Regions from separate parts of the Mus musculus genome. Here regions 1, 2 and 4 are each linked to region 3. The links are chromatin loops, found by intact Hi-C in ENCODE. Cell type or tissue: heart. All regions are shown on one strand.

Region 1 (8,000 bases), 250 kb before region 3:
CATTTATACCCAGCAGTGATGGAGAATACAAATTCTCCTGCTGTATCAGGTTTGGCCCAATGGCTGCCCCAAGATACCTCATATCGTCCTTGAGATCCTAGCAGGACAACTGGAAGGCTGGAGAGTGAGGGCCACCCGTGTGTGGCCACAGTGAGGGTCACGAGTGTGTACCCAAGACTAGGGTCACCTATGTGTGCCCATGCCTCAGCCCTGCAGCAGGCTCAGCGCCTTGCCAGTCATGCAGTGCCCTGGAGACCTCATGCCTTCCTGCTCAGCCCCTCTGGTCCTGGCTAAGGGAGCGGCAGCTCCCCGCTGGCATCCAGCACCCCGGCTGCACACACATCATTAGATGTCTTTATTTAGAGAGCTTCCTGCCCAGGTCTGCCCCCTGGGGCAGGGAGTATTGATGCTAAATCCATCACGTAGTAGACCTGGGCATTTAATCAATGAGGCCTCATAGAGCCCCCGTGAGAAGGGAAGGGTGCCAGGAGAGGAGGCCAGGCAGGAGAGTGGGCAGAGGCAGCTCTGGCTGTGGCGCTGCTGCGGCATCTAGACTCCAGCCAGGAGCTGCGTGTCCCTGTAACGTTGGCATCACAACAGAAGCACACTGAGGGTTTTCTTCAAGATCCTCATTAGCTCCCACGCACAGCCAGTAAATACATGTGCATTGTGCCAGACACAGATCTAGAGGCCAAAGGGGAAGAGAGGACAGAGTTTTGTTCCTATTGAGCTTATGGTCCTGTGAGGGAAGAAGTGATGGTGGAGGAGATGGGATGGTGATGATGGTGGTGGTGATGATAATGAAGAATATGGTAACAGTGCGGATAATTGTAGTGATCATGGTGGTAGTGATGATGGCAACAGAGACAACAGTGGCCACAATGGCAAAGGCAGTGATAGTGACAATGACAGTTCCCAGCTGTGGCCTGAACTGTGAAGGCAGACACTGTTTCCCCACCTACAGCAGAGGGCAGAATCTGGTGTGTAGGCTCTCACTCACTCCGGCACTATCAGAGTCTCCTGTGCAGAATGCAGCCATTGCACAGGGCACAATGCTGCTTCCGTATCTGCCACACGTCACAGAAAGTGAACGTGGAATGTGGTTACAAGAAGCAGTTGTGTAGTGGGTTATGCTGTCTACCAGGTGAGGTGTAGCCGCCAGCGGGCACAGGTTACTGGGTTCCTGAAAGGAAAGATGGGGTTGGATGGGAAAGGCAGCGAGAGAAATAACGAGCCAAGACAAAGTTCTCTGATCAAGGGCCAATCTTTAATGTACGGCACTGAATATAAATCCCTTCGTTTCAGCTGGGTCCTGTTGCTAGTCTCAGCTGGACTGAGTTGCACAGTAGGCCCTTCAGCAGCTCAGCAGGCGGGCAGTTCTCAGTCCTCTGGCAGGAAGATGTAAATGTAGCAAAGTCTGACTCCTGGCTCAGGTCTGAGGAGGTTTGTTCAGCCAACTCAAGGCTGGGGGAAGGGCACAGTGAGGGGCCCCCAGAGGCTCATCAAGCTGTGTTTTGGGGGATGGGGCACTTCTTTCCTGTGAGTTGCTGGGACATGAGAACATATGCAGGGAGACCTGGGACTATAGAGAGGTGGATGAGTGTTCAGTCGTCGGAGACAAGCTGACTTCCCACCTGAGGATTCCTGACAGTGGAGTAGGTTGGACAATGGCTTCTGGTCCATCCACCCATCCACCCATCCATCCATCCATCTATCCACCCATTCATCTGTCTGCCCATTCATCTGCCCATCTATCCATCTGTTTGTCCATTCATCCATCCATCCACCCACCCATCTCTCCTTCCATCATACATACATACATACATACATCTATCCATCTGTCCATCCACCCATATGTACATACATACATCTCTCCCTCCATCCATCCATCTGTCCATCCATTTGTCTGTCCATCCATCCATCCCATCTGTCTGTCAGTCCCTCCCTCCATCCATCTATCCATCCATTCACCATCCTTCCATTCGTCCATTTGTCTGTCCATTCATCCATCCTTCCATCCATCCATCTCTCCTTTCATCTATCTGCCTGTTCATCCATTCAGCTCTCCTATCCATCCATCTGTCTGTCCATCCATCTGTCCATCCATCTGTCCATCCATCTGTCCATCCACCCATCCATCAGTCCATCCATCCACCCATCCATCTGCCCATCCATCCATTCCATCTATCTGTCTGTCCCTCCATCCATCTATCCATCCATCCACCATCCTATCATCCATCCATTTGTCTGTCCATCCATCCATCCATCCATCCATCCGTCCGTCCATCCATCTCTCCTTTCATTTGTCCATCCGCCTGTCCATCCATCCATCTGCTACTCAACATCTAGCATCCCTCATCATCCAGCCACTATCCATGTGGTCACCTACCCATCATCCATCATCTACACATCCACATCTAGTCTTCTGTCCACCCAGGCGTCTGCCCCAGCATCACCTTCCCAGAGCCCTCACACACATCCCCCTAATATGAGTTCCCAGTCGTCTCACTCCTTACCACCAGTAGCAGAAAGTTAGTTTTCTCAAGATGACTGTAGTGGCTAGGGAAACTGGGGCCCAGAGAGTGGCAGGACCTGCTTAGGGACAGAGTGACCCAACTGAGAGATCAGGATGGATGCTGTCCATGCGGGTGGCATGCAGAGTTCTTCCTTCTAAGCTACCTGCCTGTCTTTTACAGAAAAGGGTCCATCTGTTCCAAAGTCGCCACTGGCCGGGCATATCTCCATCTTCCAGTGAGATACATCCTGGAGGTTCACATTCAGTGTTGCTCTAATGGTCGAGAGTCCTCAGAGCTGCACATCTGCTGAGGGTCTTATCTCTGGAACTAAGACGATCTCAGGAGGAGTCAGTCATGCCTGGTCTCTGTTCTCCACAGCTGTTTCCCCAACCCACAGCTGGCATCCTAAGACACTGGGGAGTCTGAAAGGGCCCCCTGTCTTTTTGGCTTGGGGAGAGTGGGGTGCTGTGGGCATGGCAGCACCTCTGTCTCAGCCCTGGCTCACAGTATCGGGTGTCTGTGTGTGTTGGTGACAGCTCCCTGTATCCCCTCTGCTCTTCCGTGACAGTGACCAGGCATCCCCTCCACTTTTCCTTGCAGTGTAGACTTGCAGTACACAAGGGAAACACCGGGTTTCAGCAGCAGGTTTGTTGCTGCTCTTGAAAACCAAATTGATTTTTGCTCTTAAGTTTCTTTCTTTTCTTTTCTTTTTAAACATTGCTATGAAGGTTGAACCTAGGTCCTTGAGGATGCTAGGCAAATGCTCTACCGTGGAGTTCTTGCATATTAATCCCCAATCTCCATGACCCTTACCCTTAAAATCATCCCCAAATGAACGTCGCGTCCTCTGTCTCAGGCCTCAGCATCTCCATCTCCAACATTAAAGATTGGAGCATCCTTGTCACCTGCCTCCCAAATCACAGTCTGCATCTTAACAAGCCCCCCAGAAGCTGTGCTCATTACGCCCAAGGCATGCTGCTGCGAGCATTTGGCTCTCACAACCTGCTGCACACCAGAACCTCCCAGGGACCTGGAACGATGTCTGCTTCCCTCTGCCAGAAATTCTCAGCTAATTGGCCTGTGGTGGGGACTCGTTAGACTCCCAGGTGATCTCGATTCGCAGCAGAGTTGCCGAATCACTGACTGAGAGGAAACGGGAGAATTCAAACAAAAGGACGGTCATGCCGAAGTGGGTGGTCTGTTTAGAGCCCAGAAGGGCAGCGTGTGGCAAATGAACCAAAAGTGAATGCACTTTCCACCAAAGAACAGCAGGTGGGGCTAAAAGAGAGGGCCTGAGTTCACAGCCTGGGTAGTATAGGATAGACCCCAAGTTTATTAGGGCTCTCTAAGGGATTAGAACAGATAGAATGAGTGTGAGTGTGTGTGTGTGTGTGTGTGTGTGTGTGTGTGTGTGTGTATGTCTGTGTGTGTATGTCTGTGTGTGTCTGTGTGTGTGTCTGTGTGTGTGTATGGGGGATAGATTAGATTGACTTACAGGATATGTCCTGGTACTCCAATAATGACTACCTCACATTAAAGAGTCTGAGAACACAACAATTATTTAGTCCATGAAGCTGGTATCTCAGCAGTCTCCATCTGGCTCTGGAGACATGGAGGATTCCTAGAAAGCTGCTGCTCTTTAGGTCTTCAAGAAGTTGGTTTTAATATCAGTAAAGTAATACAGCAGCAACAGGATGGATGAAGCTGCCAGCAAGAGTGAAGGCAAGCAGACAAAAAAAAAAAAAGCAACGTTTCCTTCTTCCCTATCCTTTTTTTCTGGGCTGCCTCCAGAAGATGGCACCCACAGTTAAAGTGAATCTTTCCACTTCAAATAAATGAGGAAGAACCTTTGTGGGTATTCCCTGCAGCTTCCTTTTTAGCTGACTCTAGATCCAGTCAAGTTGACAGCCATGATTAGCCACCCCAGCAAGCATACTTGGCTGATCCATCACCATCCTGTGTTCCTGTATTGTTTGACTTGTGTGTATGGCTGCTTGTCTGTATGTGCACCACATAGGTGCAGGTGCCACAGAGGCCAGCAGAGGGCACCAGATCTCCTTGGGAAGGGAGTTGAAAATGGTTGTGAGCTGTTAGGACCAAACTCAGATCCTCTGTAGCATTCCTTTGTAAACTTGCACACACTGTCAACATTCATACTCAGACCAGAGGAAGGCTTTGATGTCCTTCTGAGCCTGGCTCAGCGCAGAGATAAGGAAGGCTTTGCCATTCCCGTGGGTCCCAGCGAAGCATTGGGTCTTGCTATGGCTGCATCCGTGTTAACAATACACATTCCCCAGAGTTTTGACTGCTCATTACACGTTTGTTTAAGGCTTCCTTGTGCACCCATCTGAAGCAAATGGTTTCATGCTCTTGTGTGAGAGTGTCTCTCTACATTTTAACCCAGTCATCACATGGCGCTGGAATATGAAGCCCAGGCAGGGTGGGCCACTGGCTGGAGTCCTTGTTCTGGATAGACACTACCCACCAAAGACAAGAGCCCATTAGCATTCCTGAGCCCTGGTGACTGACTTTCCATGGACCCCAGATTTCTCTTGGAGAAATCAAAGGGTAAAGTTGCTTCACTGAGGTTGCTGTGTGCAAGGGCTCTCCCTCACCAGGTTCATAATGGAAAGTCCAGCCCACCGTGCAGTGGACAAGAGTCTTTCAGCCTCCACTTCCAGTGGTCAGCCCAGTGATAGCCCTCCGTGACCTTCGTGAGCAGAGGGATAGCCTCTGCTGGGGTTGTAGCCAGTATACAGTGAGCCTTGCTCTCCAGAAAGGACCACCCAAGAGGCCAAAGACAGCTTAGGACCCCTGAGGTATCTGGCCTCCCCATCCTTGCTCTGAGGAGAGCCCAGTGATGGTGTCTCTTACCTGGTCCTAGTTAAGCTTTCTGTTGCTATGCTAAGTATCAGGACCAAAAGCAACTGGAGGAGGAAAGAGTTTATGTCATCTTGCAAGTTACAGTCTATCCTTGAGCAAAGTCTGGAACTCTGGCTGGGATGTTACTCACTGGTTCGTTCCCAGGCTCAAGATCAGATATACACCTTCTACATCCCAGGTCCACAGGCCTAGGAATGGTATCTGTCGTGGTGGTAGGGGCCCTCCTGAGTCAATTAGCAATCAAAGAAAATGCCACCTACTCCCACCCCCCATGCCCACAGGCCAATCCGAAGGAGGCGATTCTTCAGCTGAGGCTTCCTCTTCCCAGCTGTGACAAGAAACTGACAGTCAAGATTAGCCACTGCAGCTCTAGATCTAAGCTACGTTCAGCTCTGGCTCTGTGGTGAGTTCAAACCATCCTGCTTGATGCCCAGAGTGGAGGGAGAGTCTCTCCATCGCTGCTCCCAAACTTGACCGTGCTGAAGATTCCCTGGTTCCTGGTGAAGATTCCCTGGTTCTCAGCTCTTACTCGACAGCTGAGCTCTCCTGGGTCTTACTGTCTGGCCCCCAACCGTGCCTATCTAGCAGGCTGGAATTCTAGTTCTTTGGCTTTAGCACTTGACTGACCCTGCTCCCTGAGGACCAGGACTGCCCGCTCTCCATCCAGCTGATCAGATGTACAGAATGATAATTCCCTATCCAAGGGAATGATGGGCATAGCCAGGTGATGACTAGGATACAGGGCTGCTGATGTCTGAACCCCTGGGCCACTTAATTATTGCAACGAGCCGAAGAGATGCTGCGGCTGCTGGATAATGATCCTAAACTCTGTATTGCATGTAGTGGATACATGGGGGCATTCCTGAGCATCTCTGGTAGTGTCTCAGCTGGATGATGGATGAATGGAGACTCTCTGTGAATGATAGAGAGAAACCCTAATGCTGGTGACTCGGCCTGATCGGCTGAGGGACTCACGGGAAAAGGAACAAAACAGTCTGTCCTGGAAAGGCAGCAGACCGTTGTAAAGGTCTGCACCAAATGTCCCCGCGATGAGATCATCATGGGAGCTGAAGAGACACCTGCGCTCAGATCCACGGTGAGGGTCACCTCATGTGTCCACTCCTAACCACATCTATTTCCTCACAGCACACAGGGGACCTCACCTCTTCCTGGACTATAGTTCTCTGCTACAGATGCTGGACTCACCCCCACTTTATGAAAATGAATGGGAGCTGGACTTGAAGAAGGGCCCTCAAGGAGCTTGGCTCAAGAGAGTGCGCAGAAGCACCTGTGTGATTATCCCAGGGGAAGTCTAGGGGATCACTAGATATTTAGCTTCATAACTTGATCAAAGGAGGAGTCACTGATATCAAGTTGTGTGTGTGTGTGTGTGTGTGTGTGTGTGTGTGTGCATCAACCCACAAATCAGGGCCACAGAGAAGGTTGGATGGACGTTGCTTTTGTGAAGTCTCTGCCCCAGGCCAACTTCTTTTGGAGAAAACACAGATGCTGCTGGTAACACAGATGACACAGATGCGGTTACCAACATCTCTCCGTGTGTCTACCATCCATCCTCGGATACATCCATGCCTCATCCATCTATCTCGCTATTCAATTATCCACCCATCCATGCTTACAGATATACATATATTTATATAACCCATTATCATCTACCCATCATTCATCTCTTCATCCCCTATTCACTAATTCATCCGTCCATCCCCCACTCATACCTCAACACACCATCCCCACACCCATTCATCCATCCATTCCCCACTCATACATCAATACATCATCCCCACACCCATTCATCCGTCCATCCCCCACTCATACCTTAATATACCATTTCCCACACCCATTCATCCCCCACTCATACATCAATATACCATTTCCCACACCCATTCATCTCCCACTCATACATCAATATACCATTTCCCACACCCATTCATCCCCCACTCATACATCAATATACCATCCCCATGCCCATTCATCCATTCATTCCCCACTCATACATCAATACACCATTCCCACACCCATTCATCTATTCATACCTCAATACACCATCCCCACACCCATTCATCTATCTGTCCATTTACACATTCACTGACCCATATATCAATTCATCCCTTAGCCATTCATCCATTTACCTATTTGTCTATCTATCTACACATTCATGACTCCACTGATCACTGTCTGTCTCTCCTCAAGTGCACCCATCCATCTATCAGCCCACCACCCATCAACGTGCTCATTCACCCATCCAATCTGCCTTTATACATATCCCCATCCATCATCCCTGTCCATCTTTATTTCAGCCAAGCACTCATCCACCCCCACACCTATCATCTAACCACTCATACACTCATCTGCCCCCCCCACCTATCCATCCATTCATTTACTTTAAAGTCATTAATTGTTTGATAGTCTCAGACACAGATAGGCAGTTGGCTTTGTAAAGATCCATGAAAAGAGAGGCTCTGCTTCCAAGAACTTCCATGTTTTATCATAACAAAGATCCTAAGATGTTTTGAGAAAGAGACTTCGAAGGGTGAGGGAGAGATGACGAGAGAAGAGGAGCTTTTGTCATCCATGGTGAGTATG
Region 2 (8,000 bases), 410 kb before region 3:
ACAGGAGGATGGGGAGCAGGCCTAGCCACTCCCTCTGGAAGTGTGGACCTCTTCCATTAAAACATCAGCGTCGGAGATGGCTCAGCTAATAAAGCATTTATCATGCAAGTGGGGGCTAGAGTCTGGGTCCCTAGCCACCCACAGAAAAACTGAATGGGCTTGGGGGATTCCTGGTTCAAGCTGACTAACTAGGATAACCCCATTGGCTCTGGTTGTAGCCAGAGACCTTACCTCAGTAATAAAGGAGAGAATGGCTGAGGAAGATGTTGGATGCCATTGCTAGAGACCTCAGGGCAGAGTCTTTTCTTTCCTCTTCATCTTCCTAATCCCTATCTTATTCTCTCCCCTGTTGCCTCCCGCTTCAAGTGTTCATTCCTGTCTCCCTTTCTGTCTCCCATTGTCTCATTCACTCCCTGTGTCAGCCTTCTTGTCGGTTGCTTCCCATGAGACATCTTTCCCTAAGGCTCTGGGGAGGCTCCTGGGCCACTTGGGCCATGGATGTGAGCCTAGGAAGTCACATCAGAAAGGACAGTGTAAACTGCTTCTAGGAAAGTCAGGGAGGGGAGGAGAGAGGAGGGACTCTGGGACAGAGCAGATAAAAGGCTTCCAGGTAACGTCTGGGGAGCCCCACCCTAGGTCCTTACTCTGGGGTCCACCAGTCTTATTCCAGAATCTTCATTAAGAATCAGCTGCTCTGAAGCTGGGGGTGGGGAGCTGTCTCCTCTGGGATCCTATTTGAGGAGGAGGCTGCCTTCAGAATGGGGGTCTTGCTCCATGGGGTAAGGGGTAGGCTTGGTGACTAGGTGCAGGGACAGGTTAGATGAGACAGTGCCCAAAAAAATGAAGCAAAGGACTGGCCAGCATGGGCAGCCTAGGCTTGAAGGTGGAAGTGTACCATAGTCTGAGTTTTGGTTTCCTTATGGGCAGGGAGCCCCAAAGGAGTCCAAGAACCAGATGGAAGAGGCATAAGATAGTGGAGGAATTCTTTGTGGATTTTTGTAGAGATTATACACACACACACACACACACACACACACACACACACACACACACACACACACAGAGCCACCTCCCTCTCCATTGGTGGTTTCCATCACCACCGACAAGCCTTCTGAGCCTGCAGCAAGCACCTCTTTGTTCTCTGAACAAAGGGTGAAGATTGCTCCTTTCTTACAAATGAGTAGGTGCATCTTGGAGATTGCTCCAACTAGGTGCATACAGACCAGCCCCTTTCACGTGTCCCCTCAGGATTCTGACCTCCGTGGGGACCTGCTTCAGTGGTAGTTGTCTCTCCAGCCATTCCACACACCCCTTTAATTCTCCTTTTGAGTGCTGTAGGTTAGTTAAATCCCCCTGCTGGGCCTGAAACCCACAAAAGTTCAATGTCAAAGCCTATCTGGCTGTTTTCAAGCCTCTGAGATGAGCTAGGGGATAAAGGGGACTTTGCCAGCAGTTACCACTGCCCCCCAGCACTTTGGGGTCAGGATCTGCCAGCAAAGGGAGGGGGTCCTTATCTCCTGGTATCTGGTGTGACATGAAGGACTCAGTCCTGAGAATCTATACCACACCTGGCCCTGTGTCTTTGGTCCTTGGATTTCCTACCTCCATCCTTGCCTGGCTTTGTATCATAGGTTAATCTTAGTTCCTGACAGCCAGTACAGATAATGGGGAAAGAGCCTATTTTTTGTCTCTGTGGGCTACAGGTATCTCTCAGGAGAGTGGCTGCATCCTGATGTGGTGGCAGTTCCCACCAGGACTCCAGGGACTAGACTCTGTCCTTTAGCCAGGAAGGTAGCTCCTTGTTGTGATTGGCAGCTTAGTCAATCTATCAACCTTGAGGAGTCTCCTGGCTTTTGATGAAAAAGTCCTGAATTTTATTCATTGTGAAGGACTTGTGCACCTCATTTCCCTGGTAAGCCAGGTGGCTGATGGGAGACAGAGAGACTCCTGGGTCCTGGTAGGAAGTATCTGAGGCCCAGATTCCTTATCGGACTCTCCCATGGGGTGACCTGAGCTGCAGAAGGCCTAGTCTCGATGTCTAATTAACTCCGTGAGGGGGTCATGGCATCTCCATCCTTCCACAGTAGCTGGGATGTTCATGCCCACCTGTACCTGCATTGTGTATCCATTTCCATAGGACACAGAATGCTGACAGCCTGGGCTCAGCCCCAGTAAGGCTCCTGCCTGTGGTCAGCAAATGATTGAGATGAGGGATACTCGCCAACCTCGAGCCGCCCAGCGAACCATGGTGGCTCTCAAGGCCTGGCTGTATCTAGGCTCTGTCCAGGGCCAGAGAGTGCATGAGGGGGAAGCTCAGCCTCCGTCAGAGCTGGGACACCATCCGGTAGAGCCAAAAACCCAGCCTTAACAGAACAGGGCCAGGTACCAGATGCTGAGGCATGGATGAGAACATCAAGCCCAGGCTGCTGGGCTCCAGTGGGATGCATAGTCTGTTACATATGTCTTGTATTGCATGGAAGATGGTCTGTCACAACAGATGTCAGTCCAGGTGACCACATAGGTGCCCACTTAAGAGATGGTCCCAAGGGCTGGTGTGTGCCTGCCAGTGAAGGCAAGTATATAGTGACTGTCAATTTGGGGGTTAGTGATACTGAGGACAAGAGACCTGGAAGTGATCCTCTCACCCAGCATGCTGTGTGTAGTTTTCCTAGCCTTATGTCTGTGCATCCACTGGTACCCACCTCAAGCCCCTCACTGTTGCTCTCTGAATTTCATAGCCAGAGGAGGCACATATCTCTGATCATCCTAGATCACCCATTCAGACATGGCTGGGAGTATGGTGGTAATACAGGCCAGGTAGCTTAAGTGGGGAACACAGCGGATACAACGGAGCAACCCAGAGCACGGGAAATGCCAACCCTGAATTCCAGTGTGGTGTAGCCCTCTTTCTGTGAGGCAAGTCTTGGAGGTTGGCATTACAAGGTCAGCACTGTGGGTGTAACCACTTTGGCACCATCCCAGCCAGGGGATGGGATGGATGGAAGGCCAGCCTCCCACATCTCCTTCTGTTCCCGCAGCTCACACATGGACACCAGGTGGCGCTGTCGTCCATCAGTTACGTTGGCTGCTCTCTGTCAGTTCTCTGCCTGGCTGCCACCCTGGTCACCTTCGCAGTACTGTCGTGAGTCACCCTCTCCTTGTGTCCCCAGGAAGTCTAGAAAGTTACTGGAAATATAAGTGTTTCCTGTCACTCTGGCCATTCCTCTGTCTGGCTCTGAAGACCCTTTGGGGGGGCGGGGGCATGCGTCCTAGCTAGTAGGGGTACAGATGTGACTATGTGACTGTTCTCCGGTGACTTTCACTTTCATATCTGAGGTGCAGAAAAAATGGAAATAGCAGGGCCTGTAGGGTAGGGTCAGCAGGTTTTAGACATGTCAGAAAGGTCTGGAAAGTCCCACCTTGGCACTTGAGTTCCGGTGGGATCTGAGCCAGGCGAGAGCTAGCACATACATCCTTGACTGCACCCTCATCAGCAAGCAATGGTGCTTGGTTTTGAGGCCAAGTTATGCATAAATGCCTTTGGATGGGGCCCATCAATAACCAAGAAAGCCAAAGAATAAATAAATGCCTTCTCGAGCAGTCTGCCACGCACAAGGAGACAGTGCAGAGGTGAGCATCTTAGGGTGGGAGGCCAGAAAGCCCTCCCTATTGGTAGTCATCCAGGCCTCCAGGAAGAGCCCTGCCAGGAATGACCATAAAAGAATGGCGGGTCCTGTAGCCACCCTCCTGTATCCAAGAGGCGCCCTCCCTTCCTGCTGCCCTCAATTTCGATGATGCCCATGACGTCATGGGGTGTATTTTCTGCAGGTTCTAATTTAGAATTTCAATTAGTTCCCTCCATCTCCCCCACCCCATCCCTCACAGTGGAAAGGGTGAAACAGAAGAGGGCCCAGGGAGGTTAGAGGAGCCACTGAACTTCCGGGAAGGGCTCAGGCTGTGCAGAGTGGCTGGAACTATGAAAGGAAGTAGGAGGCTAGCCCAGAACAACCAGGGTCCAAGCAGGGAGCTATGGCATGGGCAGGGGTAGGAGCTATGAAGATACTCATGGTTTCTCAAAGAGAAGTAGAGAGGGGACCCGAGTGGGGGTAGGATGTCGAGGCTGAGCTCCGGGACTTACACCCGCCTCTCTGTCTTCAGTTCTGTCAGCACCATTCGGAACCAGCGTTACCACATCCACGCCAACCTGTCCTTCGCTGTCCTGGTAGCCCAGGTCTTGCTGCTGATCAGCTTCAGCATGGAGCCTGGCACGGTGAGTGGGTGCTGACCCTCGGCCGGCAGCTGTCTCTTCTTGAGTCACGGCAGTGGCAGTGGCAGTGGGCATGGCTGGGGAGTAGCAGTGGGCATGTGGGGAGTGGCAGCAACACGGGCTGTAGAACTCTGGCCTGAGAAACTGAGCCTTGCCTCCCCAGGAATAAAATGAGGTCCTGGGAATAAATAAGAGTAAGCAAAGCCTCAGCACGGCCCCCCCATGTACCCCGTGGTCTCACCCTGCACCTTTGCTTGGCTACCAGGTCCCGTGCCAGGTGCTGGCTGTCCTCCTACATTACTTCTTCCTGACCGCCTTTGCTTGGATGCTGGTGGAGGGACTACATCTCTACAGCATGGTGATAAAGGTCTTCGGCTCAGAGGACAGCAAGCACCTCTACTACTATGGGATAGGCTGGGGTATGTAGTAGGGGAGGGGCAGAGGGCAAGGATAGGCTGGGGTGTGTGGCAGGGGTGGGGCAGATGGCAGGGGTGGGACCTATTAATATAGGTTGGGAGGGATGAGGTGGGCCGGGTAGGGATGGGGCAGATGGAATGGAATGGGTTCTGGTGGCAGAGAGGCAGAGCAGGTGACTGTGGGGCAGGGTTTGGTAGAGACGGGATGGGTTTAGATGGAGATGGGGTGGGTTTAGCTAGAGATGGGTTGGGTTTAGGTGGAGATGGTATGGGATGGGGGGGGGATCAGGTGTGGAGGGACATTGCTGGAGATGGGATTGGTCAGCGTGACTCATGGTGTATCAATATACCATTGTCTTGGAAAGAGTCTGTGTTTTGCTGTTGGACAGCGTGTTCAAACCCTGTCAGGCTTAGCTAGTTCAAGGTGACATTCGAGTTCTCCATTCTGACCTAGGTCTTTCCTCTGTTTGCTCTGCTCATTTTTTTTTTGAAGTGAGATGTTGACGTCACTTGGCCCGTTCCTGTTTCTGCTCCCTCTCTGCCTTCCTTTGACTTAAGTGGGTATTTTCCTGTGTGGCGCTTTAATACTCTTAATGAGCTCACCTTGTATTTCCTGGGTCGTTTTCTTTAGCGGTTACCCCCGCACATACTGTATGCATTTCAGCATATTAAAATCTATTTTATGTTCTCACTAAATTACAGTGAGACGGGGAAGCGTTGCTGTTAAGTGTTTCTATTACTTTATCCCCTTTTTTCTGTGGTTATTGCTACACATATCACAACTGCATGGGGGGCCAAGGGTTATGGTATCTCTTTATCAACCTCCCCTCTCTAACAGAAGCCAAGAGAGGAGACCGAGGGTGTGTCTCTGCAGGGTGTGTCTTGTTATCCATCGGACGTACCATGTCTGGTCTTCTGGTCCTCTGCAGATGTCCCTGCAGTCTGAATTGCCATCTGGTCTTGTCACCACGCTCCCACACTGCGTTTCCCTCTCTCCCTCCCGTGTACCTTGGAAGCTTATTACATTTCTATTTGTTATGGACCTAATAATGCAGCTCTATAAATGTCATTTGATATTATTGCTTTTTAACTCAATTGAGAGAAAAGAAAAGAGGAGGGCACCCAACTCCACCGTTGCTTATAATTTCATAAGCTATTGGTGTCATTGTGTGTAGGTCTGTGTTTCTATGTGTGTCCACGAATCTGGGTGCGCGCACGTGGGTGTGTCTCTGTGTTCGCGAGTCTGTCTTTCTGTATGTGTGTGTACATGTGTCTTTGTGCCTGCACTGATGTGCCTGTCATTGCTGTGCGTGCCCCTAGCTCTCTTCCCTGAGCTGAGCATTCTCTTTTCTTTCTGTATCTGGCGAAGCAGCTCTGTCGGCTGTTTATCTCACAACGTCCATCTTGCCTTCATTTTACAAGGTGGCTGTGCTGGACTCGGTTGCTTTTCCTAGGGACACCTTGTGTTCCCTCATTGCCTCTGTCTCCACGGTTGGCCCTGAAGTTCTGCTCTTCATTCTCTCAGGTCCTGGAGCCGGAGGGCTGCTTTTCTCCCATCTCACCCAGCGTTTCCTCTCCCTTTCAGCCTTTGCACTCAGTCATGACCAGGCTGCCTCCCTTCCCAGCTTCCTGGCATTCCTCCTGGTCCTTATCAACTGTTGAAGCAGCCGTGGTGTCTTCAGACACCTGCTTTGCTCTGCTCTCCTCTCTGGCAGCCTGCAGTGCCCACCAGAAGTGCCATGGTGTCTGAGTTTCTCTGGGAACCCTGTTGGCTCCTGTTTCCTCTGATCTCCATGTAGCATAGTCTGCATGGTCCTGACTCTTCCTCCGGCTGCCTGGCCCCTGCCAGCTCCTCTAGTGAAGTTTTCATTTCAATGATTATACTTCTTGGTTCCAGAGTGCTCATTTGACCCACGTTTCTTCTTTGAGAGAGAGAGAGAGAGAGAGAGAGAGAGAGAGAGAGAGAGAGAGAGAGAGAGAAACGCATCTGCTACCTGATGCGTTCTGCTGATAGTTACTTCTATCAGTGTCTTTAATGGCACTGGTCCCTCCCAGGCAGTCTCTCAGATATGTTGTCACTCTGTGATCTTGTGTGACTTAGGACCTTTTGGATCATATAGTTCGGGGCTCTGAGCCTCCTCCTGTGGCTACCTGTTCACTGGTCCACTACTCTGTTACTTGGACTGCTTGAAGCTGGCCCTGGGCTGGCATTTCCTATCAGAGTGGAGGAACAGGGTGAAGTTCGAACCCAGCTGGTGTCACGCTGTTCTTCAGAGGGCTCTGGGAAGGGACAGTGGCCCCTGAGAGTCAGTTACAGTAGGGCACAGAGGGCTGTCGCACTTGTATTGATAAACACACTGTGTGGTCTGGGATTAGAGGGGAGGGCAGCACAGGTGTGTGTCAACAGCCTCTTTAGAATGGGGCTTTCTAATGAAGAGATGAGGGCTAGAGATTTTAGCTCTGCCCCAAGGAATACCCTGCAGGCCTGGGCTGGGGAGCTTGGGGGGTGGGGGGGAAGCAGAGCCATACTCATGTCACCAGGCAGGAAGTAGGGAAGCCACTCAAGTGCCCCAGGCCTCCCTATTCTTACACTGATTTCCTGGATGGTCTTGAATTTATTTATCTCTATCAGCTGCTCCGACTTAGAAAAGTTTACAGGGGCTCTGAAAGTTTCAAAGGTTGGACCCTTACTATCCACCATGCAGAGTCTCCCTGGGCCATGGCTGATGCAATGTCCTGCCTGGTCTTGGCTTGTCAGCTATGTTGACTCTTGCTCATCCGAGGGAGTCCCAGCCAGCACAGCAGAGCCCACTTCCTACAAGTGTCCTGCTGTGGATGGGCGCAGCAGTTGTAAAAAAAAAACGTGGGCTAAGCATCAAAGACCTGCTGCTTTTTTTTCTGCCTTCCTTCAAATAGGTTTAATTTTCTCAGCCCTCATTATGCAAACAGCAGATTAACTGTGTTTACCGTGTGCGCTCTGAGTTGGCAAATGCCATTTATTTGAGGCTGAAGTGGAGGCGTCGACACTTGACACTTTCCCAGGGATTCCCTGGAGAGACAGAGCAGGGGATGTGGGTGGGCAGCTACCTCCAACAGCTGCAGGCCATGCAGTTGGTACCCATGGTTCCTGTTGTCTCCCCGCTCAGCCTGGGCACTCACACTGCTGCTTTTGCGCATGTGTGATAGACAAGGCTAGAGTCCACCGCTCTCCAGCCCCTCAGTAGGCTGATCCAAGGGTGACCTGCTTCTTCAGTCTGACCCAGGTAGGAGGTGACTCCTTCCTGTGACTACTGACTTCTGTTAGGAAAGATCTAGAC
Region 3 (8,000 bases):
CCTACGAATGCAATACGTTTCTCTCTTCTTGTCTAACAGGAGAGCATCGATCTTCTCCCTAGGGACCGAACCGACCTTCCTTCTAATGCAGCATGAACTAATGTCATGCATTAATATTGTAAACCTGACGGGCTGTAGGATCTCCTAGGAAACAAGTCTCCCAGCACACCTGTGAGAGATTATCTAGATTAGGTTAGCCTCTGGACACGCCTCGAAGGGATTATCCAGATTAGGTTAATTGAGATAGGAAGACCCATTTTTAACTAACTGTGGGCAGTACTGTTCCACGGGTTGATAGGGAGTTTGTTCCACATAGCTAAACACCCGGGAGATGCTACTGTCTTGTGGCTGCGCACTCTCTGTCTCTAGGGCTTTCTCGTGTCAAGGTCCTAACCCCCGCCCTCCCACCCCCCAACCCACGGACCCATCTCAAGCTGGTGCAGAATCTAATCTTCTCCCCAAACCACCCAGACCCCCGAGAGCAACAGGGTATGGATAGACACCAGCTGGGAGTTGAGGGAGGGAACTTTGCCTTCAAAGCAGGGAGTCACCCACCCTCTCCTTTAGAGGCATCATCTAAACCTCAGTGTCCGCGTGCAAACAATAAATAGACTGTAATCCTAACGACACCGAGGGACTAGAGAAACCCGCGGGGAAGGGGCTGGAGACCCAGCCGCTGGGGCGGGGGCTTGGGGTGGGAGGGCGCTGGTTTTGAACTCTGTCCCTTGGCCCAGCCAGTTTCCACATTGTCACTCCACATTGTCTCCTACTTAGGTATTATTTTCTCTGGACCTCAGTTTCTTTGTGTACAAATTGGGAACTATGGTTTCCACTTCTTACGGGTTGCGAGAAAGAAAATTTCATCTGTAAAGTGCTGAGCGGGTGCCAGATCCCAGCTAATGTTTGCTATTCATAGCCTCCCGGCTCACGGAGATAGAACGGGTCCAGCCCGCCGGAAGCATGGGGGGTTCACTCCCCGCCCCTCAAAACAAAGTCTCTTTTTTCACACCTGATGCAGACCCTCAGCAGCAGAGGCTAGATGCTCCCTGGCGGACTAAGGGGAAAAGGTGCTCTGTGCCCAAGGCTCCATACAGGACTCAGGTGTGCTCTCGGCCTAGTCTCCCGTCCTAAGCCCCTACTCCCGCCCACGCTCACCCATCCCATCCCACCCCATGCCCCCGCTCCCTCCTACGCTCTCTTGTATCACACTAATCCCCTCCCCCACCTCCGATCTCTCAGAATCGGGGTGCTTACTCCCACTCGCCCCAAGACTCTGTGGCCCGCGGGCTCCCCCGTGTGCCCATCACGCGCGCTGCAGCGGTCTTTAGGTCCTAAGTGACCTGAAACTAAACCAAGGGTTCTAGCAGGCGACCAGGGGGCGCGTCCAGAGGACGGCAGAGAACTCTAGGACACTCGCAGCCCGATCCGCCGGCTCCCTGTCTGCAGCAGTGCTCCAGCCTTCGGGGTGGGCAAAGCTTCTGTGCCATTACCGGGTCCCGCCCGCGCGGGGGCCCCTTTAAGGGAGTGGGCGGGGCGATGTTTATTAGCATACATTAGCATGGCCCTGCCCCGGAGGCGGGCGGGCGCGCGGCTCAGTCCCGCGGAGCGGAGCGGTGCGGGCGCGGAGCCGAGCGAGGCGCGGAGCTGGCTGCTGGCGGGTGCGGGGACCCTCGCCACCCGACCTGGGAGAGCGGGATGGGACGCCGCCCGCGGGGACCTGGGTCCCCCCGGGGACCTGGCCCTCCACGCCCCGGGCCGGGGCTGCCACCACTGCTGCTTGTACTGGCGCTGGCGGCCCATGGGGGCTGCGCAGCGCCCGCGCCCCGCGCGGAGGACCTCAGCCTCGGGGTGGTGAGTGAACGACAGGGGCACGGGACCCTGGGCACTCGGGAGCCGAGTCCCCAGGCGCTCACGAGGTGCAAGGGAGAAGGGAGACTCGCCCTTGCTCCTTTCGGAGAGGTGCGCGAATCCCGGTGAGGCGGGGGTGTGGGGGGGAACCCATTTTTAAGACAGAGAAACTGAGGCTGGGGCTCGGGCTGCTCGAGGCTCACGCTTGCAGGTCTAGGAGGATGCCGGTCCCTTTCCCGCTCCGTGCAGTCGTGCGCCGCAGCCGCGGGCGCCCCGGGGAGGTGGTCGCCCAGCCGGAGCCTGGTCTCTGGTTAAAAGCAGCTCCACAGAGACCTCTGGCGGGGTGACCGGTGTCACAGACGCCCGGAGCGGTGCGCCCCGCGAGCTTCGCGGCCGGAGTGGGAGGTCAGGGGCGCGCACCCCAGGCCGGGGACGCGCCTGTGGGCGTCCGGAAAACCTGGGGTTCCCGAGTTTGCCCCGCTGACGATGTTAGAAGAGCCTCCCGCACGGCGAGCGTGCCGCGACCCCGTCTCCCTCCTCCACCGGAGCGATCGGCCTTGTCCCGCCGGTGCGGGTGACAACCTCTGCTGTGTCAAGCCCGCTGCCGTCCCCATCCCGCCAACTCCCACTGCCAGAGCTTAGCTAGGCACTCCAGCTTGGGGACCCGGGTACCGGCTTCTTCCCACCTCTTGCCCACCCTCCTGACTGAAGTCGGGTTTGGAAACCCGCAGGAGACCCGGAAGGTTTCGATCAGACTTTATGGCTCCGCAGGCCCGCGAAGCCCTCTGCAAAGGCGCGCGCGGTGACTAGAGCCCGCTTTCGAGGAGGAGGAGGAGGCCCCGGCCTGGGTTCCTTAGATCTGGAGACCCGGCCAGGCGCGGCTTCCTGATTGGCACAAGCCAGCCAATATCCTAATGGGGTCCTGGCAGAGTCCGCTTTCCACGGGCGGTTGGCAACGAGGACTCCTACACCTCAGGTCTAGGCAAGGTGTCATGGAGATTTCCTGCTGGAGGAGACACTGGGGCGGGAGCAACCTCCAGTTTGGCAACATTTGCCCCTGGATCTGAGAGGGGCAGACTCTGCCACCCCCCAGGCATCTGAGGTGGCAGCGACCCATGCTTTCTCTGCCCACTTGCAGATGTCTGAGGGTCCCCTGAGGTGGCTTCTTCCCACTCCAGTGGCCTCTAAAATAGGGGTTCCTCACGTTCCTGATCCTAGGCTTTCATAGCTGGCTCCCCGATGCCATGAGCATTAGGACATCCAGACCCAGTTCTGGTGGGTGACAACAGAGTCCAGACGCACCCTCCCCCCCCCCCCCCCCCACACACACACCGTCTTCCTTCAAGCTTTCAGTGTATCTCTAACGGGACTGGTTAGGGGACAGGAGACAGAGCGAGGGAGGAGTCAGGGCGAGGGAGCCCCTGCCCATCCAAGTTCTTAATCAGGCCCAGTGTACTTAGGAAGTTTGCAGCAGCGGACCTCGGTGGTTGAGGTGGGGTTGGCTCCTCCCCCTGGCACCTGTGGGCTTCATCCGACTTTTCCCCTCCCCTACTGAGTTCCTGAGCACTCCAGGGTCACCAACCCACCAGCACCCTGAAGATCTCACTAACCAGGGTATGTGACTCCAGGCTTGCCAGAGGCAGCAAAACCCTGTCGTCCAATCCTGGGTAAGGCGGGAGGGTGCCGCAGGCAGCCTCCTGCCCAGGACAATACCCTCCCGGGTGTGGGAACCGGGTCCTGCCCGCCTCTCCTTTGGTGGCGGTGGGGGCGCCCTCTGGTGGCCCTCTAGGGAATGGCACCTAAGAGCTTGGGGCGCAGGGGCACTCACTGAGCTGCAAACGATGGGCGGGCTTTGGGTGGGAGCTTTCTGATGCCCCTCAGACCGCCCTCTGCGGGCTGTTGAGCGCATTCAGGTCTGGATGCCTCGGAGGAGAAGGACGCCTTTGTGTTTGTGATCAGCCGCTGCCAGACACCGCTAAATCCACGGCTGGGCAGGGAGGGGCGAGCGCCTGTGAATAAAGCCGGGAAGAGGCCCCCAGGCCCCCTGAAAGGACCCGCAGGATGTGGTTTCCTCACAGCTCAGTGGGGCCTGGCTTTGTCACTCCGTTTCTTAAGTGGTTGCACAGAGCCAAGTGTGCAACCCCAGGGAAGGTTCTGGAGAGTGGCGTCCCGGAGGCCTTTCCAAGCGTCCAGCTGGATAGCCAGGGGGAAGTGGACAGTTCAGACACAGCCAGATCAGGCCCTGGGTGGCACACTCTGCAGGTTTCATTCGCCACCTGTCTTGGAAAATGTTTCATCCGCTGCCTGGCTCTGCAGGTTCTGCCGCCCGTCAGCCCCTCATATTTCATTTACAAATGTCATACCACTCAGCCCGGCCTAGCTCCGTAGTGGATGCCGTGTTGCCGTGTCTCAGAAGCACCAAGCAGTCGTAGCTTCTGATGGCCCACGGTTCCTGGGGTTCTGCCTGAGAGCCCCCTTCATGCTACTCGAATGAGCCCAGCAAGTTTCTACCCAGAAGTCTCCTCCTGTGGCAAAGTTTCTCCCACTGTCGGCACCACACAGCAGGGCAGGTTCAGATCTTCATTGCAAATATGCCTACAACTGAAGGCTAGTTACTGGGGGAATAAACAAAGACCCTGAGGGTGGGACCAGTGGTGACAGGTGAAAGCAGGGACACAGAGTGCTGGGTTTGCCCGTGTGACCCCCTCTTGAAGCCTGAGCCACCTACCTGTGCAGACCTTAAACTCCCTCAGCTCTCAGCATCTTTTCTGGACCATGCAGGAATTCCCTCTTCTCCCCATGGCTTCATTCTAGGAACTACAGTTCACTGTGAATACAAACCAAGATAGCCAGGAGATTAAACAGAGATTGAGCCAGACCTGCTGATACAGGCACTCATTATGGGTGCCCAGAAACTGAGGCAGGAGGATGGTATTAAGGCCAGCGTGGGTTATGGGGTGACTCTCTTTAAAAGTGGAAAGAAGGCTTAGAGGCATATTTCAGCACAGAGCACTGGCTGCCAGCCCTAGCCCCACCAAATAAACCTGGCATGGTGGCACGTACCTGTGACCGCAGCACTGGGAAGCAGAGGAAAGAGGATACGGTATTTAAGGTCATCTTTGGCTACATAGAGTTCAAGGCTAGCCCGAGCAACATGAGATGACTTCTTTAAAAGGACCAATTCTGGGCGTGGTGGTGTATGTACCCTTAATCCTATAATCCCAGCTCACAGGAGGCAGAGGTGGATCTTAAGAGTTCAAGACCTGGTCTTTATAGGGAGTTCCAAGCCAGCCAGAGCTACCTAGCGAGACACTGTTTCAGGAAAATAGAAAGAAGATGAGTCTGGGTGTTAGTTTTAGTTGGTCTTAGTTCCGTGGTTCTCAACCTGTGGGTGGAGACCCCTTTGGGGGTCGAATGACCCTTTCACATGGGTCATGTATCAGCTATCCTGCATATCAGGTATTTACGTTGTGACTCATAGTAGTAGCAAGATTCCAGCTATGAAGTAACAATGAGAATAATTTTATGGTTGGGGGCATTCTCCACCACATAAGGAACTGTATGTATGAAAGGGTCACAGCATCAAGAAGGTTGAGAACCACTGGCCTAGGTTTTTTTGTTTTTTTTTTTAATTGCTTCGACCAAGGTAACTTCAAAATGGAAGTGTTTATTGACACAGCCCCAGAGGGGTAGAGGTCACGTTAGCAAGGTTGAAGAACTAGCTGCCAGAACAGCCGAGAACTCATGTCTCAGGTGGCAGGAAGCAAGCACACTGGGAATGGTTTGACACCTCAAGCCAGGTCCCCAGGGACACACCTCCTAATCCTCCCCAAACAGCAGTACCGACTGGAGACGGCGTGTTCATACAGAAGAACCTGGGGTGGGGTGGCCACTTTCATCCAAACCACTGCAGAGCTCATTGGTCTAGCATGGGAAGTGCCCTGAGTTCTGTCTAACACACACACACACACACACACACACACACACACACACACACAGAGAGAGAGAGAGAGAGAGAGAGAGAGAGAGAGAGAGAGAGAGAGAAACTAGGAAACAAAATGTCCTGGCTTCGCACTTTGCTTTGGTTTGAGACAGGGTCTCCCTGTATAGCCATGGCTAACCCGGAGCTCACAGAGGTCTGCCTGCCTCTGCTTCCTGAATGCTGGGCTTAAAGGTATGTGTCACCACACCTGGCCACCCTGTGGATAGCTACTGTTGGGACCCTTTTACCTAGACCTGGGCTGGGTCCCACACTACTGCTTAACCTGCTCTGTGAACCAACAGATCACAGGCCTTCAGTCTTCTCTCCTTTCAAATGGGCCTGTAGGAGCAGGCTGTGCTTAGGGGGAGAAGCTGGGGAAGTTCAGGAGGCTTGCAGGGCACTCTCCAGTGAGGACACTGCTGGGGGCCGTCTAGGGTACGTTAGACGTCTTTGCTCTTAACTGTAAACATGGAGGATTTATTAACACTTGGCCCTGGGTCTGCGTACAGGCCAGTGCCGGCACATGGAGGAGAAACAGCTCAAGCATTGCTGGGCACCTGGCTTGCAGAAACGATGGCATGGATGTGTGGTCTTCACACAGCCTGACATCCCCTCATAGCTCCACGTCTCACTCTGGGCTCATCTCCAGACCCTTCACTCACTGGTGTGCATGTCCTTTCTAGACTCTGATGCTTAGCTACTTCCTGCATCAAAGGCTCACACCCACTCCTCCCAGGATGAATGTTCTTCCCAGGGCTCCTCACCTAGACAATCCCGTGTCTACCCAGAACAACTTCCTGGGTGTCCGTCTAACTGTCCCCTCTGTCACATCTCTCCCTTCCCTGTCAGTGGCTACAGGATAAGCTCAGAAGCCAGCCGGCTCCAGCCCCAGTTCTGCACTCTCAGGCTGTGTGACTGGGTCCGTGCCCTCCCTCACCTCTCTATGCTTCTCTCCCCTCGATTGTAAAATGGGGTTACGGCAGCTCCCATTTCATTGGGCAGACTTACCCAGTGCCGGCTCTGCTCAAAGGAGACCACAGAGAACAAAACCAAACAAAAACCAGAGCTCACCATCCTCCACACATCCTGGGGCTTGTGGGGTGCTTTTGCGATAGGAAGCATTCAGTGGGCCTTAGCTCAGGGTCACTGGAGCAGTTGTCACCAGAACCAAAGCAGCCTGCCACACTGTGCGCATGGCCTTCCTCCATCCTCCCCTCCTCTCTAGACAGACCTGCCCTGGTCTGCCTAGCACTCCACAGACAGCCCTTGCCACAGCCAGGAATACCCAGGCATGGGATCACTCCGGCTACCTATTAGGATCTATCTTCATAAAAGGGTCATGCAGGGGCTGCAGAGGGGTTCACCCGGTAAAGTGCTTGCCGTGCAAGCATGAGGACCCGAGTTCAACCCCCAGAACTTGTGTTTACAAAGCTGGTCATGGGCCTAGCGAGATGGCCCGGCCGTTAAGAGCATGGACCTAAGACCCACATTTGATTCCCAATTCCTACAACAGGTGACTCACAATTGCCTGTCACTCTAGCTCCAGGGGACCAGATGCCTCTGGTCTGCTTGGTCACCTGCACTCAGGTACAAGTACCACAAGAAATATATATTTATTATATATAAATATAAGCTTGGCATGGTAGAACATACTTGTATTTCTGGCACTGGGGAGGCAGAACTGGGGGGGGGGTCCCCTGGAGCTTTCTGGCCAGACTTTCTTGCCTCTTCAGTGAACTCCAGGCCAGTGGGGGACCCTGTCTCTAAGGAGCTGAACAGTGCTCCTGAGGGTAACACCTGGCTTGTTGTCCCCTGGCTTTCGTACACATGCCTACACATTAATAAATAAACGAGTCGAGTATCCCATGTGCTGTGTAACTGTGGACAGGTTACCCGGCTCGTCCGGGCCTCGGTTTCCTCCCCTGTAACTGGGGCTCCCACTGGTGTTGCCCTTACAAGGGTCTGGGGGGCTTGATGGGGAAGAGGATAGTAGGTAGGAAGTGGGTGGCCAAAGGTGGCACTACCCATGGACTATAGCACCTATTGTTCTCATTTATATATTAGTGATTACCACAAACTTCATATACATGTGATACATATGTACACACACACATCAGGAGCTGCTGCTGCTTCTGACACTGGTTAGAAGGACAAGAATCTGAATACAGCT
Region 4 (8,000 bases), 520 kb before region 3:
AGATGCCTACAAATTTATACCCTGGTGATCCAGCCCAGCCCAGCACAAGCCTGTCATGTAGCATTTGCAGAAGGGTCCCCTGTGATGTCTCTCTGCCTTGACTGTCTTGGTACCATTTGCACAGCAGTCTCTGGGGCAGGGGGAGGCTGGAGTCTGATGGGCAAGGTCATGGCCATGGGGATGGCTGGAGTGTGTTTGGAGCATCTCAAACATTTTCTTTTACACAGGCCCAGAAACTTCAGGTGAGACAGCAGCTTTCCTAGGAATCCACCCCTCACCCCTCAGCTCTGAGGCTGCCCTTCCTTTAATGGTAAAGGACACATAACATAAAATTCCCATCTTAACCACTTGCAACACGGAATTTGGTGGTCTTAGAGCGGTCACAATGTAGGGTAGCCGCCACCATCATTATGATGTTGTTGTTGTTGTTGTTGTTGTTGTTGTTGTTGTTCTTCTTCTTCTTCTTCTTCTTCTTCTTCTTCTTCTTCTTCTTCTTCTTCTTCTTCTTCTTCTTCTTCTTCTTCTTCTTCTTCTCCTTCCTCAGCCTCATCACCCTGTGTTGGCTGTTCATTGCTGTAACAAAGTCCCGGAGGGAAGCAGCTTAGAAAGGGGAAAGGTTTGCTTCAGTTCATGGTTTCGGTTCAGTTGCTTGGGACTGATTTTGCAGGTCTGTGGCCCGCAGAGTATCTTGGAGAGAGCCAGTAGAAGAGGCAGTGTCTGCAGAGGCCAGCAGAGGCCAGCAGAGGCCAGCAGAGGCCAGCAGAGGGCATTGTATCCTCTGGAGCTGGAGTTACAGATGGTTGTGAGTCACCTCATGCATCAGAGAAGCAGAGTCAGGAAGCAGAAAGTCCTGCTATCTCCTTCAAGGGCACACTTCCAATGGCCTAACTTCCTCCTACCAGGCTTCATAAAGTTTCCACTACTCCCCCCCCCCCCCCAATAGCACCATAGGCACCAGCAATCCTTTAACACATACAACCCTAAGCAGAAACCCATACCTCTGTTACCAGCTGCTCCCACTCTGCCTTCCAGCTGTGTCAACTTAACACTAGTCACCTGGGAAAAAGAAACCTCAATTGAGGAATTGCTTTCATCAGATTGACCTGGGGGCATATCTACCAGCATTTTTTTTTTTTTTAAATCTGTCCAGCCCACTGTGGGCGGCACCAGCCCTAGGCCTAGATGATTCTGGGCTGTATAAGAAAGTAGGCAGAACAAGCTAGTAGGCAATTTTCTTCTAGTTTCTGTCTTAGCTCCTGCTTGAGTCCCTGCCCTGACTTCCCTCCATGATGGGGTATGATCTGGGACCATAAGCCAAATAAACCGGTTCTTTCCCAAGTTTGTTTTGGTCACGCTGCACATCTCAAAAATTGAAAAGCAAGCCAGGACACCAAGCATGGATCTGTTTTCTGTTTGCATGGATTCTTCTGGACAGCTCATTTAAATGTGGCCTTCTGCCTAGCTTCTCACACATCGTGTTTGAAGAGCAACCCACGTTGTAGCGTTTCTCTTTGTAGCTGAGCGTGGACCACATTTGCATATTCGCTTATCGCTGCTGAGCATTTGGTATCTACTCATTGGCTATTGTCAAGCAGCCTTTGTATGTGGCGTGCTTTGCACACCTTTACTTCTTTTCTATACACAGCCACAAGTGGGCTTACAGGTCAAGTGCTGACTCTGGATCAGATGGTCCCCACACCAGCTGTGCTATTCATGGCCCGCTACAGTCTCTGTTTCCTCACAGGCTTGTTTTATTCTGGAAAGTTACTGTTATCAAGTCTTGGGGTCTCTTTTTGGACTTTCTAAGCCGAGCAGAGTGGGATACCTGAAGCAATAGTCTGATTCAAGTCACCAAAACATGGAGACTCACAGACCCCACTTAAGGGGTCCCTCACTAAGGGGTTCCCCAGGGATGTGTCAAGATGCCTGTTCTGTCCAGTTATAGGACAGGCAACCTTACCACGAGTTCAGGTGTGAAACCCACAGAGATGTGTCTTTCCTTTCAAAATTTGGCAACAGGGCAGCAGGCGGCATCTCCAGAGGACTTGCTTCTGATGCTGTGTGGAATATGGCTCTATCTGTCATCACCAGTGTTGCCTAGGTGCAGAAAACAAGGCTTGGCAGATGATCACCTAAAAGCCCAAGTTATTCATTTAAAACCCCTTGAGGATGGTACTCGATGCCCATAGCCCAAACAGCCATATATTCCCATGGTCCTCCTTGCCCTGTCCAGCTTCCTGAAGTCTGAGGTCTTTCTCCTTTTAGCTCATCCCTTCTGCTCTAATCCACTTTTTCCTCCCTTTTTATGATTTAAATTTATTCTCTTGTGGTTCTAGAAGCCAGAATGGAAAAGTCAGGGTGTTTCCAGGGCTGACTTCCAGAATCTTCTGGGAGAGTTCTTCCCGTCTTTTCCAGCTGTGGGAGGCACCATGATCCTGCCTAAGGTGAGACTCTCCTACATCAGTCTGCCCCCCTCCTCTCCTCCTCCATCTCGCCTCCTCTCTCCCTCCTCCCTCAGACCTTGGATGCCCCGTTTACATGTCTGATGGTTATACCACAGCCATGATAATCAGGAAGACCTCCCATTTCAGGCTCCCTAAGCATGCCATCCGTGAGCACTTGCTCTCAAACCCACTGGGCTCTTTCCCAACTGTCACAGCCTGGCATTCCACAGACTTGCTTTGTGTGGCCGGTGCTGATGACAGGCACCTCTGTCTGGGGAGAGCACGACTGTTGTTCACCATTCCTTGATTCAGTCATCATCTGAGAGAGATAGAGACAGGATGATAGAGACGTAGAGATGGATGGAGAGAAAAAGAAGATGAAGACACAGATGTGGACAGAGGAGCAGACTGACGCTATACACACTCACAGGAGGAGACTGAAGCTCTGTGTGCCCACAGAAATCTTTCGGTTGGTTCCAAGCCCTCACCCTCAGTTTGATATTGTGCTTCTATCCATCTGACCCACACCACAGCCTCCCTAGGCATCTACTTCCTTCCCAGTCGCTTAGTGATGACAGACCAACAAAGCAGAGTCCTGGTCCTCGACGAGGTGAGCCGTGCCTTCTCGTAAGCACAGACATGCCCTGTCCCGTTAGAACGCAGGGAAACGGCCCATTTGTCATTTTCTTTTCACCTGGAGGTCCCTAGTGTTCCCTAAGCATTGGGACCGCTGGCATTGGGATAGCAGCACCTCCAAACATTTCCCCTATGAGCCACTTGGGGGCACCCATGCTCCGTATTGTGGCCACAAGCCTACAAGGGATTTGTTCCAAAGGTCCGCATGTGTTTGTCCATATCCATTTCATAAATAGATCACACATTCATGTATTTTTATACATAATGCAAATAAATATGTATAAAAATTTGGAGACCCCGCACCACAAAGAATGGAAGGGTCTCAGACAGCTGCTCGTTAACAATGCCCGCCACGCACCCAGGCTTGAGAATCGTCATGAAGGAAGGCTGCTCCACTGGCCTCGGCTTGGACAGGGCTGGATGCTGGGCCAGAGACAGGTTCAATCTTTCCAGGTATTATAGAGTTACTGTTATTTAAGTCCTCACATTCTTTGGAGCATTTTACTCCAGGAAAAGAGGTCTGAGGTATCTCTTGGTGCCACTGAGGGAAGGAAAAACTGGAGACACATTTGCGATGTGACTTCATGGATTTCTACCTAAAAGAGAGGCATCCAAAGCCCCAGATATGTAGGTACCAGCTATCGAGGATGAAGCTAAAATGACATTATGTGGGCTGGGTCACATTAGACCAAGCCATTCACTTACCATCCACACTGTTGGGAACTCTGGAATGCCTATTCCAAGCTATGTCCTGAAATGATATCCTAAGCTTTGGCAAATGGATTCTACAGAGGCCCCACTAGGAAAAGGGCTAGTGAGGCTCAACTGGAGGAGGATGGCTTTGCAGTGGTACCCAAGCCTCACATCCACTACAGCAGCTCAGATGATGCCAAGCAGCAGACACACCAGGCAAGCTGGGAAGTCGTCTGGCCAAGGTGGCTTCTGAACGTCAGAGCCTGGTTAAACGAGTTTACTCTAGGGGGGTGGGGGTGGGGTGTTCTAAAATCTTAGGGATACTTACTGGGTCTTTGGAGGACAAGATGGTGGCCTAAGACCAAGGCACAGCCGTGGATGCTGCTTGCTTTGTTTATACAGGCTATTGGCAGGTGAGCCGTAGTGGCCTTCCAAACGTTGATGCATGTGTGCTCGAGTCTCTGAGATCTTGTCACAGAGCAGTTATGATGTGACTTGGTGGATCTGGGTGAGTCTGAGAGTGTATTGCCAGCACACGATTGATACTGGCTCTGTAGTTCTTGGGTCATATGATTGTAACAAAGGCTCTGCACATGATGTGTCCCAAATAGCGGCCTCTGAGGGATGGCCACTATAAACTCTGCTCTCCCTTTGGCCTTTTCTCTCCATCATTAGCCCAAGGAAACCAAGTGTCCCCAGGATGGTAGCTTACATATTTCTCTAAGTCATAAACTCCTTCACCCACTAGGTGACCTCAACTATTGGCTGAGGGTAGGAGATTAAGAAAATAGCACGTCCCCTTGTTGTCACAGTCTGTCACTGTAGTTTGCGAGGTAATCACACAGCCTGCCAGTCTGATGCTAAACGCTGTGTGGACAGGAAACACAGCACAGGGCAGGATGCCAGTCAGCTCTAGAAGTTAGGATTGAAATTCTGGGTGGAGGAAGCTTGCCGAAAGAATGTCAGCTGGTGGGGAGAGGGACCTTCGGCAAATAAGGGCGGCAGGACTGAATGTCTGGATCGCTAAGGAAGGAGAAAAATAAGGAGGTGAGTCTGAGGAAGGGCGAAGATGGGGTGCCCCCTTGCTCGGGCTGTTCTACAGAAAACAGCGAGTACTGGGGAGCCAGCTAGTAAGCGCGAATTTACAGAGAATGTCCACCAGGGGGCAGCAGAGCAGAGGGATCAGAGGTTCTGTCACAGAATTCTAGAATGGGGGAGGAGGCGTTGACGGGGTAAGGGTGACGGGGGTGGGGTTTGGAGTCGGGAGACAGGACTCGCGGGGGTGGGAACCACAACACGGGACCCCAACAGGCACTCCACAATTGTCTTTTTATCTCAACTGCCCTCTGGTACTCTTTCTGGATGGCAAGTTCCCAGGACAGTGTGGTCCTAAGAGATGCTCACCCGGCCTCATTCTTGGGACCTCTGTATAGCAGTTCCGGGTAGCCACCCCCCTCATGAACTGTTGAGGGGCCCTGGCAGATGCACGGGAGGTTTTCCAGATGGCAGAGGTGCTTAAACCCTGCATTATCTGCGAGGAAGGCTGGTGGAGTGGTCTGGAGGACAGGTGGACAGCCGTATTCAGTGTGCGGGGGTTGGTCCTACCTCGAAGGCATGACCAGCCTGCAGATTCTTCTGTGGATCTCCCACCGTCTTGGCATTTGGAGAAGAGGGCTCATGGCGGAGTGGGCAGGAGGCCGTTCTCAGGTGTGGAAAGGCTACTCCAGCTGTCTGGTTTGCAATCATTAAGTGTGAATTAGGACAGAGCAAAAGCTCTTTCCTTCCTTCACAGCTCCCACCACCCCTCCCCCGCCCCCGTTTGTTTAGATGGAGACATGGTGGAAAAAAAAAAAAAAAGACTCCAGCAGAGACTCCAGCATCCTGTGATGCACTGAACGCTAGCCGGTGTCCACGGAGGTCCGGTGACTCGGTATGCACAATGCCACACACTTGGAAACTGGAAACACATCTACATGGCCCTGTGCAGCAACTACAGGGACCAATGGAGGCCACACTTCTCTCTCCTGTCACGGACTTCAGCTCCCAGGAGCAACCCAGGAACCACCAGAAATGCCAGCCGGCCGGGATGTCAAGCCCTTTCAACAGGTCCCTGATCGATGTTCCTGCCAGAGTAGCTGCTTGTGGCTGTCCCTGTGGCCTATGTGTAAGGCTCTTTGGGGCTGACACACTGCAATTCTTTTTTTTTTTTTTTTTTTCCTGACTTTCTTTTCATTTTGAGCACAGGTGTGCTGACGTGGCCCGGTGGGATGACGTGGTTGGTGAATGGAAGGTGACTAGAACACATGTTGGGGACTTGTGTGCTGACCTGTAAATACTTCCTTCACATGACTGATTACACACTCTCTCCTTGCCTTAGTGTGTGTGTGTGTGAGTATGTGTGTGTGTGTGAGTGTGTGTGTGTATGTGTGTGTGTATATGTGTGAGTATGTGTGTGTGTGTGTATGTGTGTGTGTAGGTCAGATGTCAATGTGGGGAGTCTTTCTTAATTGCTCTCCAGAGTAGTATTATTACTACTATGACTTTTAAAGGACTTTAATCTTTTATTTTACCTTATTTTATTTTGAAAACTTTTAAAACTATGTGTATTGATGTTTTGCCTGCCTGAGGCCATCAGATCCCTTGGAGCTGGAGTTACAGACAGCTGTGAGCTGCCATGTGGGTGCTGGGAATTGAGCTCCGTTCCTCTGGGAGAGCAGCCAGTGTTCTTAACTGCGGAGCCATCTCTCCAGGCCCTTATTTTATTATTTTCAATTACGGACATGTATGTGGGTTTGTGTGCTTACATGAGTGCAGGCGTGCCTGCGGAGGCCAGAGGGTGTCAAACCCTCTTGGAACTGGAGTTACAGGCAGCTGTGTGCCCCTAACATGGGTGCTGGGACTCAATCTCCGGGCTTCTGGAGGAGCTGTGTGTCCTCTTCACCACTGAGACGAGCGAGCCTCCAAGTTGTCTGTTTTGCTTTTTGAGATGGGCTCTCTTGCTGAACCTGGGACGTGCTGGTTGGTTGGCCCCACGGATCAGTAAGCTCCAGGGATTTCCCCTGCCTTTGCCCCACCAGCGCTAGGATGTCTCGATCAGCCATGTACACACCATTGCCAAAGGAGCCAAACTCAGGACCTCACGCATGCGCAGTAAGCACTTTACCGCCGCCGGAACCACCTTAGTCCCCATTTTCTTATTTCTTCTGGTTTGGTGCAGAGTATCAGGCTAAGTGCTAAGTCACATGAGGGAGGAGCTTGTTCTGAATCACAAGTGAGGAGTGCTGTGGGCGCTTGGGGACTCTTGAATCCTTGCAAGTGATAGATAAGCGTAGTTCTCAGTGTGTGTGTGCGTGTGTGTGTGTGTGTGTGTGTGTGTGTGTGTGTATGTATGTGTGTTACAATTCACAGAAGGTGTCCCTGTCTTCCGTACTATGCGGAGCTGGAGTCCCTGGGATCCGCAGACATAACGTGTATCCCAAACACTGGGCAGCATCACAGCAGGGCCGAGGAGAGGTAGCAAAGCCACGCCCTTTAATCTTTGCTAAAAGTCACCCACCCGGATTCTGGGAAGAGTCATGTTTTATCACATAGCTTGGGGACCCGAGGCTGCTCTCGGAGTTTGCCCTCAGCTCTCAGGATCCAGAGGATGACCCAGACCAATGGTTTGAGCATTTTAAGTTCATGAGACGTGTCCCCAGAGCTGAAGCCAAGGGTGTGGCTGCCTGGCTGTTGCATCAGATCTAGCTGGGGAGGTGGGGGTGGCCGGCTTGGCGGAGAGTACTCAAGCATGTGGAAACATATTTTTGCCCTGATATCAGCTGTATTACTCAGGGTTCTAGGCTTCGAGTGGAAGACGGAGCCTGGCTCGCTCAGGCCACCAGGGAACATCCAGAAGGCTGTTGGGGGTCTGCAGAATCGAGAGGGGTCAGGCTTGGGTGCCAGAGCCGACTGAGGAGCAGGGACAGGCTAGACCACGGAGATCCTGCTCTGTGTGAAGATGGACTGTCTGCTACTTGTTTGGGACTCAGTCCCAGGGCAGAGGGCAGACGCTAAAGAGGCCATGTCAAGGGTTTCTGCTTGACACTAAGGGTGGGAAATGAGGCTTTGCTCCATTTGGCTCAGAACAATCTCTTGTCTCTAAGCATGCCTAACATAGTGACAAAACCTCAAGAAGCCAAGCGTGAGGAGGAGCCATGTGTAATTTTATGCCCTTTTCAACGAAAGGGC

The links. Hi-C counts contacts between places; a loop is a spot of excess contacts. Peaks named below come from ENCODE experiments on the same cell type or tissue, not always from the same donor. Only the 100,000 strongest peaks of a DNase experiment are listed, where the experiment ranks them.
Region 1: it touches region 3 in a loop (3-fold over the local background); 7 of 42 quality-filtered maps call a loop at or near these places.
Region 2: it touches region 3 in a loop (6-fold over the local background); 37 of 42 quality-filtered maps call a loop at or near these places.
Region 4: a loop joins it to region 3, with 6 times the contacts of the local background. A loop is called at or near these places in 39 of 42 quality-filtered maps.

The regions. Positions count from the first base shown.
Region 1 is chr5:129,327,652-129,335,651 of GRCm38, forward strand. No RefSeq gene overlaps it. Among named protein-coding and RNA genes, the nearest start is that of Gm34145, 24 kb to the left of the region's middle. In heart, a CTCF peak has its summit at 3,781; no DNase peak of the experiment used is centred here; H3K27me3 peaks cover 977 bases.
Region 2 is chr5:129,175,011-129,183,010 of GRCm38, forward strand. Adgrd1 (adhesion G protein-coupled receptor D1) reads left to right here. Exons shown (of 25, transcript NM_001347486.1): 16 at 3,039-3,142; 17 at 4,159-4,270; 18 at 4,533-4,686. Among named protein-coding and RNA genes, the nearest start is that of Gm46923, 62 kb to the left of the region's middle. In heart, a CTCF peak has its summit at 3,045 (motif pointing right); a DNase peak (open chromatin) is centred at 3,061; H3K27me3 peaks cover 4,031 bases.
Region 3 is chr5:129,582,598-129,590,597 of GRCm38, forward strand. Mmp17 (matrix metallopeptidase 17) reads left to right here and starts at 1,572. Exons shown (of 10, transcript NM_011846.5): 1 at 1,572-1,851. The coding sequence starts at 1,696. In heart, CTCF peaks have their summits at 1,327, 2,184 and 3,621 (motif pointing left); DNase peaks (open chromatin) are centred at 1,534, 2,284, 2,804, 3,624 and 1 weaker place; H3K4me3 peaks cover 3,429 bases; H3K27ac peaks cover 1,299 bases; H3K27me3 peaks cover 6,839 bases.
Region 4 is chr5:129,058,548-129,066,547 of GRCm38, forward strand. Gm38615 (a long non-coding RNA gene) reads left to right here and starts at 5,031. Exons shown (of 3, transcript XR_868544.1): 1 at 5,031-5,937. In heart, CTCF peaks have their summits at 736 (motif pointing right), 3,217 (motif pointing right), 4,907 (motif pointing right) and 5,116; DNase peaks (open chromatin) are centred at 5,004, 6,904 and 7,614; H3K4me3 peaks cover 592 bases; H3K27me3 peaks cover 1,503 bases.